Regions from separate parts of the Homo sapiens genome. Here region 2 is linked to region 1. Evidence: read pairs that join two places in POLR2A ChIA-PET (ENCODE). Cell type or tissue: MCF 10A. All regions are shown on one strand. Links, peaks and the distances in the headings refer to the core of each region. The heading gives the core; the rest is flanking DNA.

Region 1 (9,280 bases), core at 2,512-6,511:
CAGTTTTGGTATAATACAAACCTTCCGCACAATTTTGGCAGTACAGTCTATTTGTCGGTGAATATTTTAGGTTTGTGAGATTGTAAACGTGTAGAGAATATGGAATAGGCCCTTAAGGGCGAATTAACCGGGGTTATGGATATTCTTAGGAAGTTTTTCTTCTATACCACTTTATCTTATAGATAAAGCACAATGGGAAATTTGGCCTATTTAAAAATGACTTGGCCCAATAATAGGGTTTAGATTTAATGAGGGACGAGATAGTGGGAACAGATCCATGCTGGGGGCAGGGATGTTTTGTGTGTCTGTGGTATCAGTAATGTGGGCCCCCCCGCTGTTAGCCAGACAGCAGGGTTTAGGATGGATTCCCTTCCAAGGAGGTTGGTTCCTGAGAGCTGTCTCACCTGGGGCGCAGCTTAGACCACAGTTGAAAATGGGCTGGGGGCTCCACACTATGTAGTCATCCAGTCTCAGTCATCCAGTTATTGGCTCTGCTCCTTTGTGGACACACTCGTACTCTCGTGTAAATCAGGTGCTGTGTCCTCATGCATCCACACCACCCCCCAGACCACCACCGCCCCAACACACACCCGGATGACAGTGGTTACCTTTGACTGGGTTCCAGCAGGCGGTTTTCTTTACTCTTTTATTTGCGCTCTCATGTGTTTCCCTGGTAACCGGGAGCTGAGTGGTGTCATGCTGCTGCTCATTTTACAGATGCAGACACTGAGGCCCTGGGGTGTTGAGTGGCCTTCTCAGGACTGCACAGCCAGTGGGGGGCACTCGGCGTTAAACCACGATCCGCAGAAAGCAGCCCGCTCTTCGCATTCCCCTCTCTTCCTTTGGAGAACATTTTTGACGAATTAGTTGCTAAACTGAATTATTCCAGGGTCAAATGGGTGCTTTAAAGCAGGCATATGACCAGGCGCAGTGGCTCATGCCTGTAATCCCAGCACTGTGGGAGGCCGAGGCAGGTGGATCACCTGAGGTCAGGAGTTCAAGACCAACCTGGCCAACATGGTGAAACTCTGTCTTTGCTAAAAATACAAAAATTAGCCTGGTGTGGTGGCGAGCACCTGTAGTCCCAGCTACTCGGGAGGCTGAGGCAGGAAAATTGCTTGAATCTGGGAGGCGGAGGTTGCAGTGAGCCGAGATCCCACTGCTGCACTGTAGCCTGGGTGACAGAGTGAGACTGTCTCAAAATAAATAAATAAATAAATAAATAAATAAATAAATAAAAGGATGCGCAGAAATCTCAGACCATTCGACTAGGATTTAATGCTCCAAATAAGTAAATCACTATTGACTATAAGATCTATGGTTCCAGACAGCAAAGCACCGGATAGAAAACAGACCAAACAAAAAGATCAGCCCTTGAATTATCTGGAGGTTTTATTAAGGAACAATGCGGGGAAGCGGTGGTTTCAAACTCATCCACTGTTTTCAATGGAGTGTTGTTGCTTCCCCAGGATTTACAGCCATGCCCTAAAGCCTTTGATGCAATATGACCAGCCTGGAGGTGCTGTATGCAACAGGCCAGCCATCGACTACGTTTAGTGGGAGCCATTCCAGGAAGGGCTGCCAGCTTTCAGCAGAGGAGCCCAGGAGGGAGGAGCGCATCGGAGGGCAGGGCCTGGGAAGGCCCACGTGGTGGGGGCAGTTCATTTAGCCTGGCGTGGGGTTGAACACTGTGACTGTGACTAGATAGTTGTTGGTGGTTTTATGTAGCCCACCAAGGAGAAAACATTTTTTGAAAATTTTTTGAAGTCAGAAGATAGTGAAATTCAAATAGCTGCCAGTTTTGAATGACATCCAGCGATACAAGATGTTCATTTTTTGCGATAGTTTTTGAATGAGATTTTAAATTCTGTGATAGGAACTTTTTATTATGAGCTTGTATAAAGGCTGTGTTTGCGTTTTTCAGGGCAACGTGGCTGATGACCCAGTGGACAACTCAAGCCTTGAATGTGCTCTGCCTTCTTTCTGGACAGTGGTCTTTCAGAAACATTGACATTCTTTGTTTTATTTTTATTTTTGAAAAACAATTTATATATAATGAATTATATATAATATATAATATATGTTATAATGAATTATATATAAATTATATACACAAATTTATGTGTGTGTATATATATATGTGTGTGTGTGTGTATGAGACAGGGTCTTGCTCTCTTGCCCCAGCTGGAGTGCAGTGGCATGATCACGATTCATGTCAGCCTTGATCTCAGCTCATTGCACCACCACACCTGGCTGATTTTTTTTTTAATTATTTGTAATAGAGACAAGGTCTCACTATGTTATTCAGTCTGGTCTCCAACCTCTGAGCTCAAGTGATCCATCTGCCTTGGCCTCCCAAAGTGCTGAAATTATAGGCATGAGCCACTGTGCCTGGTTAGATGTATGTATTTATGAGGTACATGAGATATTCTGGCACAGGCATGCAATGTGTAATGATCACATCATGGAGAATGGGGTCTCCATCCCCTCAAGCATTTATCCTTTGTGTTATAAACAGTCCAATTATACTCTTTTAGTTATTTTTGAATGTACAATTAAATTATTATTGACTGTAGTCTCACTGTTGGGCTAAATACTAGGTCTTATTCTTTTTTTTTTTTTGAGATGGAGTCTCACTGTATCTCCCAGCCTAGAGTGCAGTGACATGATCTCGGCTCACTGCAACCTCTACCTCCTGGGTTCAAGTGATTATCCTACCTCAGCCTCCTGAGTACATTGGATTACAGGTGCACGCCACCACACCCAGCTAATTTTTGTATGTTTCTTAGAGACAAGGTTTCACCATGTTGGCCAGGCTGGTCTCGAACTCCTGACCTCAAGTGATCTGCCTGCCTTGGCCTCCCAAAGGGCTGGGATTACAGGCGTGAGCCACTGTGCCTGGCCTTATTCATTTTTTTAGCTATTTTTTTGTACCCATTGACCATCCACCTTCCTCCTGCTACCCCCTTCCCAGCTTCTGGTAACCATTCTTCTATTCTCTGTCCCCATGAGTTCAATTGCTTTGATTTTTAGATCTCACAAGCAAGTGTGAACGTGGGATATTTGTTTTTCTGTGCCTGGCTTATTTCACTTAACATAATGACCTCCAGTTCCATCCAGGTTGTTGCAAATGACAGGATCTCATTCTTTTTTTTTTTTGAAATGGAGTCTCACTCTGCTGCCCAGGCTGGAGTGCAGTGGCACCATCTCGGCTCACTGCAAGCTCCGCCTCCTGGGTTCACACCATTCTCCTGCCTCAGCCTCCTGAGTAGCTGGGACTACAGGTACCCGCCACCACACCCAGCTAATTTTTTTGTATTTTTAGTAGAGACGGGGTTTCACCGTGTTAGCCAAGATGGTGTCGATCTCCTGACCTCGTGATCCACCTGCCTTGGCCTCCCAAAGTGGTGGGATTATAGGCGTGAGCCACTGTGCCCGGCCCAGGATCTCATTCTTTTTTATTTTTATTTTATTTTATTTTATTTTATTTTATTTTGAGACAGAGTCTCGCTCTGTCGCCCAGGCTGGAGTGCAGTGGCGCGATCTCAGCTCACTGCAAGCTCCGCCTCCCGGGTTCACGCCGTTCTCCTGCCTCAGCCTCCCGAGTAGCTGGGACTACAGGCGCCCGCCACCACGCCCGGCTGATTTTTTTGTATTTTTAGTAGAGACAGGGTTTCACCGTGTTAACCAGGATGGCCTCGATCTCCTGACCTCGTGATCCGCCCGCCTCAGCCTCCCAAAGTGCTGGGATTACAGGCGTGAGCCACCGCGTCTGGCCTCATTCTTTTTTATAGTGGAATAGTACACCATGGTATATATGTACCACATTTCTTTTCTCCAGTCATCTGTGGCCGGGCCACGTCATTTTTAATTCACTTTGAGTGTGTGTCCGTGGGTGCAGGGCTGTAGGCCTCTTGTTGCAGAATGCGGAGCTTGGGAGAAAGGCGATGTCCCTGCCTCTCCTGCTGTGTGTGTTGCAGACCCATGGATGTAGGAAAGTGGCGTTTGTGGGTGAGAATGATTGGCGGATGAGTCATTCAGGCATGTCAGAAAATACTGAAACTCGGTGAAATAACAGGATTGAGTAACCTTCTCGCCGTTGACTTTGGTGGAGAGTGGATGGTATAAAGTCGTCTAGGCTTGATAAAGCTTCCCTAAGTGTTTGCCTAGTTAAATACAGGATATTGCAGTGGCTTTTAAACAGACGATTGCAAAGAAGGAAGTAGGGGCGGGCTACTGTTCAGGCATTGTCTGGATGCATGGCAGCGTGCTTTTCTGGAACTCACAGGGTAGGGAAGGATCGGACCTTTTTTTTTTTTTTTTTGAGACAGTCTTGCTCTGTCTCCCAGGCTGGAGTGCAATGGCATGATTTGGCTCACTGCAACCTCTGCCTCCCGGGTTCAAGTGATTCTCCTGCCTCAGCTGCCTCAGCTTCCCAAGTAGCTGGGATTATAGGTACCCGCCATCATGCCTGGCTAATTTTTGTATTTTTGTAGAGATGGGGTTTCACCATGCTGGCCAGGCTGGTCTCCAACTCCTGACCTCAGGCTATCCGCCCGCCTCAGCCTCCCAAAATGCTGGGATTACAGGCGTGAGCCACCGCTCCCAGCCTGGGTCGGACCATCTTAAATTGCTTCAGTGGCCAAGCAGGATTCTGCCAGTGTCAAACCTTCCCAGGAGAGTTCAGTGCTTTTGGCAATGAGTTAACCATTTCAGAGCTCTGATAAGTCTGGAGACAGTGGCTTGCTCATACCTTGAGAAACACTGCCTCAGAAATAAGGAGTGTTGGTTTGTTTATTGAGCACCTGCTGTGTGCGAAAGCCGGGAGAGCCAGTGTGGTCCTGACTTCTGCGGCTGGGTGGAGATGGACCATCCGATGAGCAAGGGGGCTGAGCTCAGGGGTAGAGTGGTGACACCAGGTGCAGGCAAGGGCGGGCTGGGACTCTTCTCTACCCCCCTGGACGTGTGCAGTGTGTGATGGGCAGGGAGACCGGGAGTCAGATGGATCCCCCGGGTCGAGAGAGGGCTGACTGTGGAGGGTTTGGTGGGCCCCCTCGGGAGGATTTAGGCAAGAGCTGGGTCCCATGTCCCAGCTGCTGGGCGGTGAGAGTGGAGGGGAGGGAAGCTGGGGACATCATGCTTGCTCCAGCATGGGGGTGGCTGAGGAGGGCTTTGCCAGCTTAGATGGTCAGACACATCTCAGCCGATGTGCTCCATGTGCCGGGAACCCTCCCAGGCTCTGCAGGCCCCATCGCTTGCAGTTTTCCAGCCGCCACACTGTGGTATGGAAAGTACCGTCGCCACCTCCATCCTAGAGATGAGCAAACCAAGGACAGGGCTCCCAGGGCACCAGCTTGTGATGGCAGCAGTGGGATTTGAACCTGGACCGGGCAGCTCCTAAGGCATGTTCCCTGTCTGTGCCTTCCAGAAAAAACTGGCTCTGGGAGGATGAGAGTGAAACTGAGAGAGGTTCGTTCCCTGAGCCAGAGTCCTTACCGGGAATCGGCTTTGGTGAGAAGACGTGAGGCCATTTTTGGCCCCGTGTGGCTGGGCGTCTTTGAGAGTGTCCTGAAGTTGATTGTGTGTGCAGGTCCAGACTGGGGAGACCAGCTCAGGTTATGGACACAGAAGTGAGGGTGCTGGCAGTTAGGAGGGGACCCAGGCCCAGCCTTGAGGAGCCATGGCCCGAATAGCCTCCTGGGTGGGGAACAGTCTGCTTGGGAGCTGGAGCAGGAATAACCACGTGCAGGGGAGGGCCCACGGGTGCAGGCCCTGGAGGCTGAGGGAGGGCGAGTGTCTCCGAGGGGGTCATCCGTGATGGATGCCGTCTGGCGGTTGGAGAGCCTGGGGACAGAGATGTGATGGGTTAGCCAAGGGCAGGTCCTTGGTGGCCTCTGTGAGATCTGAGTGGAGTGGTTTGGGGGTGCCTCTGAGAAGCAAATGACAAGGTTGCTGGCATGAGTGGGATGGGAACAGGACCCAGCCTCAGAGGGAAGGCAGGGTGTCATGGGGACAGGCCTGCACAAGGCTGAGCTAAAGGCCCAGCAGAGTTGGCGGGTTACGCACAGCACCTAGCTGTCCTGCAGCCTAGCGTGGCACTGGCCCGTCTCAGGGGCTTTGGGAGTGGGCAGTGTCAGGTCTTCCTCATTGTCTCCCAAAGGGCTACTGTGGCCAAGCTTCGTAGACGGGTTTGCCAGGACAGTAACTTCTGCCTCTCTCTGAGTCATCAGACCTGGAGGGAATGGAGGAGCAGGAGGCGGACGGGAAAAAGGGGCCTGGGAGAATGGAAGGGGCCACAGGTCCACGGGACATGGACTCACCAGGGCAGGGCGCCCACCTCAGCACCAGCTGCCCGGGGACAAGAGGTCTATGTCTGGCCCCATGTACCGACCAGGGTGTTGAGAGACCATTTTTAAAAGTCTAGGTGAAGTAGCAGGCAGGTGAAACTCCGGGCAAGTTCCCAAAGCCCTGGGCAGGAGCCGGCAGGAGGGGCGGTGCTGGCCACGCCTGGAGCGGGCCCATGTTGCTGGGCGTGCCAGAACCCCACGCTGGCCCCAGTGTCGCTGCTGAAGGGTCCCCTTGGGTTTGGGCTGGTGCCTGTGCCTGCACATTTTGAAACCCGATAGCAGAACCTGTTGAGGAAGGGGATAGGTGGGTAGATGGGGTCTGGGGCCCCTGGCAGCGGCCACCTTAGCTGGGGTGTGGCCTGTGGCCCGGTGCCACGGGGCTCATCCCTGCCAGCACTTGGATTCAAACAGAATTAGATGTTATCTTCTGGGTGCAGCATGTAGAAAGCAGTCCTGAGTTTGGTGTGATTTCTTCAGTTCACAGCCTTGGGGGAAATCGTTTTCTAATTTTTTCTTCTTTTCCTGTAACCTGAACACACGGGTTCATATAAATGCCCCAAATTCCCTAGAATGAAATTCCTTAATGCTGGGAGGGGTTGTAGTAAACAACCCTCTTTTTTTTTTTTTTGAGACAGAGTTTTGCTTTTGTTGCCCAGGCTGGAGTGCAATGGTGCGATCTCAGCTCACTGCAACCTCTGTCCCCTGGGTTCAAGCGATTGTCCTGCCTCAGCCTCCCGAGTAGCGGAGATGACAGGCGCGCACCACCACACCCGGCTAATTTTGTATTTTTAGTAGACATGGGGCTTTCTCCGTGTTGGTCAGGCTGGTCTTGAACTCCCGACCTCAGGTGATCTGCCCGCTTCGGCCTCCCAAAGTGTTGGGATTATAGGCGTGAGCCACCACGCCCAGCCGTAAACGACCCTCTTTAATTCAGTGACCCAGCCTTCCTCTTGCTTGTTTTGGGAGGAAATTCAGGTGGAAGTTCAAGCCATGAGGGTCCAGAGGCCAGTCTTGCAGTAGTGGCCGCTCCTCTTGGAGGCCCCTGGGCTTCCCTGTCCTGAAGCCTGTGGACCTGGGGCCTGGTAGGCGGTGTGGATTATTTCTGGAATGAGCCGGAGGGGACCCTCGGAGGGGTGAGGGGAGGGGGCTGCCTGCCAGGTGGAGGGCCCAGTGCCTTTACTTGGGGTACAAGGGGAGCTGCGCAGAAGCACGGACAGCCCCCAGGAGCCGTTTTCGTTTCCTCCCACACGTGCTGAGGGACTCGCCCTGGTGAAGGGATGGGCATTTTTCAGGAAAACACCAGTGACTGAATTCTTAGGCTTTTGCTTCGGGTAAGGACTTGTGGATACCTTAGTAATCAGGTCCCCCTTTTGGGCGTGAACATTCCATAGCTGGGAAAAGCCCCACAGCAGCCTTTTAGTGGGGTCATCCCTCTAGCGCCTGTTCTCTTGTCCTGGATGAAGGCCAGGGGCTCTTAAAAAGCAAACAAAACACACAGACAGACAGACACACACACACACACACACACACACACACGCACACAACGGGGGTGGGGGCCGTTTTCAAGGTCATCGTGTGGGGTAACACCTTTCCTTCCAGCCGCCCGACACACCGACTTCGCCCCTTCCAGTTGTCATGGGGATTGTGCAGGGGACAGGATGTGTCCCTCAGAGCTGCGGGCCTTGTTTGGAGGCTTACGCGTGTCCCAAGCACAGGGGGCAGGCCTGTAAGAGGGGAATCATGTAGCAAGGAGGCTGGCCCAGAGCAGGGGTGATTGAGAAGTGGGCGCGGGACCGCCTGGGTCTGTGTGCTTCCCACCACCGCGGTGCCTGTTCAGTCTGTGCCTGCATCGTCTCAGTGAAATCTTACAGGATCCCCATGGTAAGGGCAGAGAAACTGAGGCTAGAGAGCTTGTAGCGACAGGAAGAGCCAGGCGCAGACTCTGGGGTCTGTGTGCTCTAATCGTGGTGCTGACAGCCATCTTCGGTCCCCTCTGTCTGTCAGTGGCGAGGCCCTGGGGCACAGAGCTGGAGGTTTCTGAGGACGGAAGCTCAGTGCAAGTGACTGCGTTGCCTGAAACGGGACGGCTGAGAGTTACCTGCACATGGTGCCTGATTGTGGGGGTGGGCGACAGTGGCAGCCGTGCTGCAGGACTGTGGGAGGGGCTGAGGCTGGAGAAGGGGCTCCTTGGAGCCTTCTCTGGGTCCTTGTGGGGTCTCTTATGGTAGAGCTGTCACAAGAAGCTGTAGAGTGAAGGACTGGTGGGCACCAGGTGCAGGGAGGCAGGCATGTCACTGGTCAGAGCTGGAGGCTCTTATTTGGGGAGCCTGGGGAGGGAGATACCAGATGAGGAGCCTGCTCAGAGCAGGGGCTGACGCACCTGTTGAGGGGCCTTCCAGCTCAGAGAAGCTGCATTGTACTAGCCGGGGAGTCGCCTTTCTCCTGCCCTGTATTCTTCCCTCCCTCCCTCCTTCCAACTATCCATCCACCCATCAAGATTTTTCTTTCTTTTTATTTTATTTATTTATTTATTTATTTATTTATTTATTTGAGACAGAGTCTCACTCTGGCACCCAGGCTGGAGTGCAGTGGTGCAATCTCAGCCCACTGCAACCTCCGCCTCACAAGTTCAAGCGATTCTCGTGCCTCTGCCCCTTGGGTATCTGGACTACAGGTGCCCGCTACCACACCCAGCTAATTTTTGTATTTTTAGTAGAGATGGGGTTTCACCACTTTGGCCAGGCTGGTCTCGAGCTCCTGACCTCAGCTGAACCGTCCGCCTTGGCCTCCCAAAGTGCTGGGATTACAGGCATCAGCCACTGCACCAGGCTAAGATTTTTCTTTCTTAATAGTCTGTTTTTATTCACAGTTTTGTATCTTCTTTTAAATATTTTTTAGGATTTTTGTTCATATCTAATCTAAATGACACTTGG
Region 2 (9,280 bases), core at 1,888-5,887, 300 kb before region 1:
TTCTAGAAAAAAAGAAAAAGAAAATGGAAAGAAAAGACTTTTAAAATGTTAAGGCATCTGGCAGAGAGACCAAATGGGAACAAAAACCCAATTCCTCTCTCCTGACAAGTCCTTGCACCCTGGCCTATGGTTGCTTCAACCCACAAAAACGCCTTTGTTTATCAGCACTCAGGTATCAGTAGGCTGGCATGCAGTTGCAGTTTTACCCAAAGACAAGGCTCCAGGGAAACTAGACCTTTCACTGCTCTGGAACCACCTTCACAACTTTACTCCATTGCTTCTTCTGGAATATTATCCCATCTCTCCATTTCTTCAAGACCAAGCTCCTCTGCTCAGTTGTCACCTTCTCCTTTAAAAATGTTCCTGATCACTCCAGCCAGATGTGTTCCTCCCTTCCTTTGAATATTCGTCCTTTCTCAGTTGCTGGCTTGAGTCTTATCACCCCCACGAGTCATGAAGACCTTAAGGACAGGGACAGTAGCACAAAGCCCTTCAGGCAAGGCAGCTTGAGCCCAGTAGAAGAATGTGCCGTGGGACTCAGGAGAAGCCACTGTGCCTGCAATGCAAGGAGCCGGCCGGCCATGCTGGTTTCTAACTGCCGATCTTGAAAGGCCCTCAAGTGGTGACAGGTAGCTTAGCAGTTACCATGAGCTGGTCTAATTGAGCATCCCCCACCTACAATTCAAGTAGGTTTATAATAGGGCCTGAGCTATAACCTTCAGTCCAAACAACTTAAGCTTCCTATAAGTATGGTCCAATAAGTTAAAAGTCACATTAGTGCATTGACACACAGCAAACAAAGATTCTAAACACTGCCTAGTCATCACATATATAAAATTAAGACTTAAATAGAAAGAGATTAACTCATATGTATCTTCCCACTAACCTGAAAGTTTCAAATCACAGCTTTAATTGAGGCTGGGCCTCCTAGTCAGGAGAGATCTAACCTTGCCTCTTCCTGGAGCTGCCCAGGCGGACAGGGCCTCAGAATGCATACATGCTTTGTGCTCTACAGGCTTCTGCTGACACTCATGTTCAGTCTCCAAGAGGAATCCCCATGCAGCTTAGCTGGGGATGGACACCATCCGCCCTTCCCTGTCCCTGTTCTATCCCTTCTTCCTCACATTCCACAGAGCCAAGTGGAAGCCAGGTGACAGAAAGCGCATTCCAGTGCCTGCTGGCCAAAGTCTGACCAGTGAGAATGTCGCTGGCCAATGACTTCAGTGGCTTGTTAGCACCAGATATCCAAACATCAGCCAAATAATTATCATTTATTTCCACAGAATAAGAATAAATGTATTTTACATATTTTTATTAAAATATTTTATGTGGACAACATATTTTATTTATTTTTCTTTTTTGAGACAGAGTTTCGCTCTTGTTGCCCAGGCTGGAGTGCAGTGGCGCGATCTCGGCTCACTGCAACCTCTGCCTTTCTGTTTCAAGCGATTCTCCTGCCTCAGCCTCCTGAGTAGCTGGGATTACAGGTGCCCGCCACCACACCCAGCTTTTTATATTTTTAGTAGAGACAGGGTTTCACCATGTTGGCCAGGCTTGTCTCGAACTCCTGACCTCGTGATCCACTCACTTCAGCCTCTCAAAGTGCTGGGATTACAGGCGTGAGCCACTGCGCCCGGCCCCAGCCAACATATTTTAAAAGAAAACGTACTCTTTTCCATAAATCATAACTTTCTGGGACACAATTAAGAAGGGCATAACAAGATTTCTAAAGAGAGACAACGTGACTTCCCCACACACAGGCCCACAGCTCCCGCTCTGGATCTGCCCCATGGCCACCTGGTCTCCAGTTTGGCCCTTCCCTGCCATGATGCATGGACTGTCTCTCAGATACAAGGGCAAAATCAGGCCAGACATCCTGCCCAAACCCAGCCTCTTGCTGGGCCCCCACCATTTTCCAGAACATGAAGCCGAGAAGTTGACTCAAAAAACAAAAGGAATAAGAGAAATACTGACTTGCCTCCCTAAAATCCTGCACTTGCAACTGATGGCTTTTATCCCACTTGGAAAGATACAATAATAATGAGGGGGGAAAGGACCTTCCAACATTGATAACACCAAACAGCAATTCACTGGAATCAGCTAATTTTAATATTTGAAACATTCCAACATTGTATCCTGTCCTTCACTTTCCTGACTTCGCCACGATGATCTATCGCTCCTTCTCTTTCAAACGGATTGCCAAACAGCATTTTATTGGGGATTTCCTCTAAAAGGTAATTGGAGGTTCCTGCAACCCAATTTATAGGTGCATTGTTTCCATTTATTTTAATTTTATTTATAGCCTTCTGCCAGAGCCCGCTGGGCACAGGCAGCTATAAATCAAAGATCACAAACACAGTGCTGCTCTGTTCCTCTGTGGATGCTCACGTATCAGGGGATTGTTTGGTAAGCTCTAATAGGAATACTAATTACTTTTTCAATCAGACCATGGGTGTGAACTCACTTGAAAAACTGCATAAAACAAAATTTCATTATATACTAGATATGATCTTGAACCAAAGGACACCAGGAGTGGTCCTACTTGAGAAGGAACACACAAGCCACGTGCTTGTGCTCCGAGTCCGGGAGTTACTGCAGGTTCAGGCTCATCTGCTGGATGACCTTGGAGCAGGTATCTTGACCTCTGTGGGCCTCGGTTCCCACAACCGTTAAACGAAACAGTGGTAAAGAGAATCTACTCTGGAGAGTTGCTGGAAATCCAACAGGAGACTCTACAGAGACTCCTGCAACAATGTCAGACACACAGGAGGTCCTCCACGTCAGCATCCTCCCTCCTATGGAAATGTCAGGGGTGGGCTCTGTCCATGCTCTCTGCTCCTGCCTGACAAGAGCCCACTGGGTGATTTCGTCCACCAACACCTCCATTCTCATGGTGCCAGGACCCAGTGGCCAACATCAAATGCCTTCGGCCTGCCCAATCTGCTCTTCCTCTCGTGTCCTCTTAGATGAGGTCACTGTCATCCACCGTGACTCCAATGCCCAGCATGACTCACTGGGACCCTGAGGCTCCCTCACACCACCAGTCACTAGATTCTCTGACTCCATCTTCCTCGGAGATACCTCTTAAAGCTTTTCTTTCTTCAGCATCCCCACTCCAACAGCTTGACCCTCTGCCCAGAGCCCGCTCGGCACAGGCAGCTATAAATGTATTTCCCACCTACGCTGACCCTGAATCTATCTGCACTTTTCCAGGCCACTTGCACCAGAATGAACTTTCTAAAAATTATAAATAGGATCACATTACTTCCCAGATTCAAATCCTTCAAGTGCTCTGAGTAGCAGCCTGTATCACTGTTCTTGAAGATTCACTTCCCTGTAAAAGGATTATACATTCCTGCCCATTGATGTTGGGCTTGGCCTTGTGCCATCAGCTGGCCCACGGAAAGTGATGTGACACACACTGTCCTGGCAAAGCTCAAAGAGGCACTGGGACCTTCCACCAGCCCTTTGCTTCTGCTCTGTGCCATGGGAGCGGTCCCAGACAGACTGCACTTTCCAGCCAGGGCTGGAATGAGGACACACACAGAGCTGCTCACAGCTTGCAGCCTACATGCAACATGACGCCCTGCGATTTCTAGCCCTGGGAGATCTGAGGGCTGCTGGAAACACTGCAATCACTGATCTGTCATTTATTGAGAATAGGGCCCTACCCTCCAGGGGCTCGAAGGGTGATGGGAAGTAGTGTGAGTGGAGAGAAGTCACATACGATGAGCAGTCACTCTCAGGCCTGGCAACCACAAGCCTTCAGAAAGCAGACCATCCACCATGCCAGCCTGCCTCCAGTCACTCGCCTCAGCGTCCCCATGCATTCCCGCCTTGGGTGCGGCACGCCTGATGCCCACAATACCTATGCCCAGCTCCACACCCTTCCAGCCCTGCTGTACCATCAGCAACTGGGAAATGTCTCCACTTCAGATCCTTTCCCCACCCAGGGCTCTGCGCTCACAGCACCAGGCAGACATTCTGTCTCTCGCCGAGCACAGCGCCTTGGGAACAAAGCCAGTCTCATTTCCCTGTGTACCCCTGCTCCTTTCATGGTGCCTAGTACTGAGCTGGCACTGAATCTGGTGTCTTGGGATTTTTTTCTTTACGACCTCCATTGTTTAGAAATATCAACACACACAGTTCCTACAAAATTGTTTCACGCGGCACTGAACTCCAAACCTCCGGCCCCCAAACAGGAAAAGAGCCAATTTTGGAAACAAAGGCTAGAGATAACCTCAGAAATCCATGGAGGCAACTAAGAGCCAGAAGACCTTTTGGAGGCATAGAAACGCCGCTGGCCCCATCGGGATGAATAATAGCTGCATTAGCATTCCCTACCTTGGGCAAACAGGCCACTGTAAATGCTTATTTTATGACTCAGTCTTTCATAAATTATGCAGTAAGATTCTCTTAACTTGGTTTTTCTCTGGCCTTCCCAGATGCAGTATTAACTTGGCAGCAATGTGAAGCAGATGTATTCTCTCCGTGCTAGTAAGTCGGTTAGAAGAGTTCTGTCTCTAATCAGCAGCAAAAGCAGAGGTGACTTCAGGAGCATCAGGGAGCACAGGAAGAGAGAAGCAACAACAGGACCATCCCTCACAAACCCCTACTCACCAGGCCATGAAGGGGGTGAGTTCCACAACATACATTTTCAAGACATCCCAAACATTACCTAATTTCACCAGGTACCTACGTAATATGTGCCCTGAACCACGGAACCTGAAGATGAATAAGATGCACCCCTACCCTGAGGGCTCACAGCCCAGGCCACAAGTAACTATGAAACAATGCGTTTGATTACTGCACAATTAATTTTGTAAGGACAGAGAGAAGAGTCAAAGAAAAAAGAGCCACAAAGAGGAGGTGCTATTTGATCCGACACTTGGAGAATGCACAGAAGCGAAGCAGGGAAACCCCCACCCCTGACCACCAGCAGAAATGTGGAGGGGGTGGGGGACACATCTGGGCTCTCATCCCAGACCTGTGACATTGGAGAGTGTGTGACCTTAAGGACTTTGTTTACTGTATCAGTGCCTCTAGCTCATCTGAAACAGACAATATAGAACCTGCCATGTAGGTCGTTTCAAGTATGAAATAAGACCCATGAGGTACTAAGAACAGCACCAGGCACAAAGGAAATGAGCGCTCAACGTGAGGGCGTGTATCTGTGTGTGCACATGTGCACAGCTCACCTGAAGAGCAGAGATGAGCCCATGTGGCTAGAGTGACAGTGGGTGGCAGAGAACAGTCCAAACAGAGACAGGAGGGTGGGAGAAGGCCTAAGTGGGAGGTGGTGAGAGGTGTGGCCTCCTGTCCCAGGCTGAGGAGTCTGGACTCTGAGCTCCATGCAGGAGGCTAACCAAGGATCTGAAAGCAGAAGCTCAGGTAAGCAGACTGGCCTCTAACAAGATCTCCTGTGGGAGACGGGCAGGAAGAGGTAAGCTGGACGCCCTTGGGCCAGACGGGAGACTCCCAAAGCGGCCCAGGCCAGAGACAGGGAGAGTGTGAACTCCAGGACAGGCCGTGGGAGTGGGTAGAGAAATGCAACAGACAAACATCTCACAGTGACAAACATCTCGCAGTGGCCCAGGTAGTTCTTCAAGTGGACATGTTGTTAGAACCAGAATGTGAACAACTAAGAGGACAACAGGCTGCTTCAAAGGCTTCTTGCCTTTTCAATCTTTAATTCCTTTGTCTTTCTTCCTGCAGAATTATGAGGCCTCCATTTTTTAACTTTATCACACTTACATATATTTATTAATCCGTGGGTGAGAAATCATGCTGAGCAAATGTATCCCACCTCCATCCATTCTCTCAAATACAAAAGAAAAATCCCACTGGAGTCCTGACGCTGCACCAGAACCTCTGCTGTGTTGGAAGGCACGGGAGTGTGGAGCAGCCCCCTGGCCTCAAGATGCTTCTAATCTTAGTCAATGGCACACGGAAGTCCCTGGGGCGTGAAAGTCCTGGGAATAATCTGCAGTGACACCTTGTGGGGAAATTACACTGCACGACGCACAGGCCTAACAACACTTGAGATTGTGTTAGGGTGGGGAGCACAAAGGGGAGCACCCATGCCATATATCCGCACAAAGAGCTGCAGAGCGGCCTTAACGCTGCTCACGTGGTTGAGACAGACAGTCCCTGCGGATAAGACAAGCACCTCCAGATGAAGTCTTCACTGCCCGCCCCAGTAGAAAGTGGCCCATCATCCATCATCCTGGGACCCCAGTACGCTCCACCCAGGTACTCTCAGAGAAGAGAGGAGTCATAGGTCACCCTTCAGAAGCCCACCTAAGGCTGAGACCTCACTCACACCACCAGGCTGCACAAAGTGACCAAGCCCACACGCATCCTCAAGTGGAAATGACAGCAGCTCTCTCTGGGCAGGCCGATCACCTAGGCTGATCAGACGTTCTGCTGGCGGCCAGGACTCGTTTTGATACGAGAAGACTACGACTTATAAAATACCATTTGGTACACGCATGTTCAAAAGGTAAGTCCGTGAGAAAGGAAAGCAGATTCCGAAGGGGCTCTGGGTGGCTGAAATGCCTTAGGGATAGGCAATGTGGGTGAGGTAGTCATGTTTTAGAAACACAAGCTGCACCGATGGTGAAAATGCCAACGTCATTAAGAGGACATTGAACACAGTTTTCTCCCGAGGTGATGCATTCGCTGCATGGGAGCTCAGGAACGCCGACTCGGCCTGCATGACTTGCCCCACGTGAGGTCACAACACCATCGCGTGGTGACGGCGGGCAGAGCACTCTCCAAGGTAAGTTAGAAGCCTGACCTGAACAGGCAGGGGGCGCCATGGGACCCGGGAGACCCCACTCACCTGAGGACACAGATTATAACCAAAGAGTGCTGAGGAATCGTGGCACTTATAAATAGGTCGTGAAGATAATTTTAACATAATTTGCTTTCCAGGCACAAAGAACCCTGTCAATCAACTCTACAACAGGATAGAGGAAAGAGTCTCTGTTGATGGCTTCCTGGCAAAGGAAGAAAAACAGATTTTACAGTGAGCTAATCTGTCTTTCAAAAAAAAAAAAACGGAAACTAAAACCAGATTTACGTTTTCGTGTATTCATTCAACAGCTATCTGAGTGCTGACTGCAAGCCAGGAACCGTCCTGCACAGCGTCCACAAGTTTCACTCTGGATGGGGCAAGCGTCTGCCCAGGTTCAAATCCTGACTCTGCTGCGTGGGTGCTATGGGATTGTCCAGTCACCCCTCTGAAACTCATGTCCTCATCTCTAAAATGGGTACAACACTTCACTTTGTAGGACCATAGCACTCAAGCAAGCTCCGGGACAGTCTCCGGGACCTCGCTTCCACCCAGGCTGGCCCTGCTGAGCCTCACAGGAGCCCTGGGTGCCCAAGCTCCACCTGCATCCCATCCACCTTCCAGGACACCAGGACACGAAAAGCCCTCTCCCAAACACACTAGGACAAGACAAAACCATCAGCGAAAAATCCGCTCAGGAAATTGACAGCAGAAACACAGATGGCCCATAAGATGTGAAAAAAGAAAACTTGATCAAGTCTTAAAAATAGGCATATCTTTGGAAACAATAATTTTACATTGAGTAATTATCCCAAGAAAATAACCAGAGATGAGAGCTAAGATGTGAGTACTAAGATATCTGAGGCAGTGTTTAATGGGAAAAACTTGGAAGAAACAAATGGAGAACAGGGGCGGCCAGGAAAGTGTGGCCCAGCCAAACAATGGAACCCCACATTGGTACCGAATGTCGGCTTGCAGAAGAACATCCAGTCACACAAAGGGCCACAGTTTAGCGTTAAAAGAAGACCACCAGCTGGGTGTGGTGGCTCACGCCTATAATCCCAGCACTTTGGGAGGCCAAGGTGGGCGGATCACGAGGTCAGGAGATCGAGACCATCATGGCTAACACGGTGAAACCCCATCTCACTAAAAATACAAAAAATTAGCCAGGCGTGGTGGTGGGCACCTGCAGTCCCAGCTACTCGGGAGGCTGAGGCAGGAGAATGGCGTGAACCCGGGAGATGGAGCTTGCAGTAAGCCGAGATGGCGCCACTGTACTCCAGCCTGGGCGACAGAGCAAGACTCCGTTTCAAAAAAAAAAAAAAAGAAGACCACCACAGTGTCTCATCACCCAGGTGAACTTCTGTTTGAAAAACGTTTTTTCATATTACATATGCAATATGTGAGGGCAATTTTTATTTAAAACAATTCAGTTTAGGCTGGGTGTGGTGGTTCATACCTGTAATCCCAGCACTTTGGGGAGGCCAAAGCGGGTGGATCACTTAAGGCCAGAAATTCGAGACCAGCCTGGCCAACATGGCAAAACCCCGTCTCTACTAAAAAGACAAAAATTAGCCAGGCATGGTGGTGTATGCTTGTAATCCCAGCTACTTGGGAGGCTGAGGCACAAGAATCGCTTGAACCTGGGAGGCAGCGTTTGCAGTGAGCTGAGATCGTGCCACTGCACTCCAGCCCGGGTGATAGAGTGAGACTCTGTCTCAAAAGAAAAAAAACAATTCACTGTAATCTTTTTTGGCAAGTGGGTATTATATAATTCATATGAAGGGAGAGAACAAAGTTCTCTGCATCTCCTGGTAAAGGGAGACGGGCAGATTCCAAAGGCAGAGCCATTGCGGGTCCCCTGTGCTGGTGAGGGGAGCTGGGCCCCTGCAGAGAGGAAACACAGCACAGGCATGGGCACGGCGGGGTTCAGACCCCCAGGAAGAAAAAGGCACCTCTAAGAAATTCCTGGTGGCAAAAGGAATTTCTCTGGGGGGAACGTGGATGTTTAGTCATCGATTTTAAGTTATTACATAACTATTACATTATCCCTGACACTCCAAAACTCCACTGACGCCTGCTGCACACGCAAATGCCTTGCGTTAAGGGAAAACACAGGCACCACCCTTCTTTGCAGAATTAAAAATGTATTGACCCAAGCAGATCAGCACATGAAAAAGAATGCTGGGCAGGCCAGGTCTCAATGTAACTCCAGCATCCACACCCCACGTCCCCATCCTGGCATCTGCCTCGGCTACAGATCACTACAGACACACCTGTGTCCAGCTGCCCACTTGACACCCTGACTGATGGCTCAGGGCACCTCAGGCTTTACATGTCCCAAGCCAAATTCCGTCTCTTTTCTCCCCAAATCTGCTCCTCTCCAAGTTGCCCCATCCTCAACAGCCACTCCTGATGGCCCTCCTTCCCTCATCCTTCACACCCAGTCCCTCAACAAGCCTCCTCCCCACAGCTTTAAAATAC

The links. Peaks named below come from ENCODE experiments on the same cell type or tissue, not always from the same donor. Only the 100,000 strongest peaks of a DNase experiment are listed, where the experiment ranks them.
Region 2: POLR2A ChIA-PET joins it to region 1 with 5 read pairs; 1 of 35 experiments calls an interaction of 5 or more read pairs at or near these places.

What each region holds. Positions count from the first base shown.
Region 1 is chr22:46,523,145-46,532,424 of GRCh38, reverse strand. The region is part of intron 1 of CELSR1 (cadherin EGF LAG seven-pass G-type receptor 1); the gene reads left to right. Among named protein-coding and RNA genes, the nearest start is that of CELSR1, 9.8 kb to the left of the region's middle. RefSeq lists enhancers at 3,708-4,209, 9,023-9,280. In MCF 10A, for the core only: no CTCF peak of the experiment used is centred there; DNase peaks (open chromatin) are centred at 4,054, 6,214 and 6,474.
Region 2 is chr22:46,824,728-46,834,007 of GRCh38, reverse strand. The region is part of intron 4 of TBC1D22A (TBC1 domain family member 22A); the gene reads right to left. Among named protein-coding and RNA genes, the nearest start is that of TBC1D22A, 67 kb to the right of the region's middle. RefSeq lists a silencer at 6,604-6,762. In MCF 10A, for the core only: no CTCF peak of the experiment used is centred there; DNase peaks (open chromatin) are centred at 3,477, 4,367 and 4,727.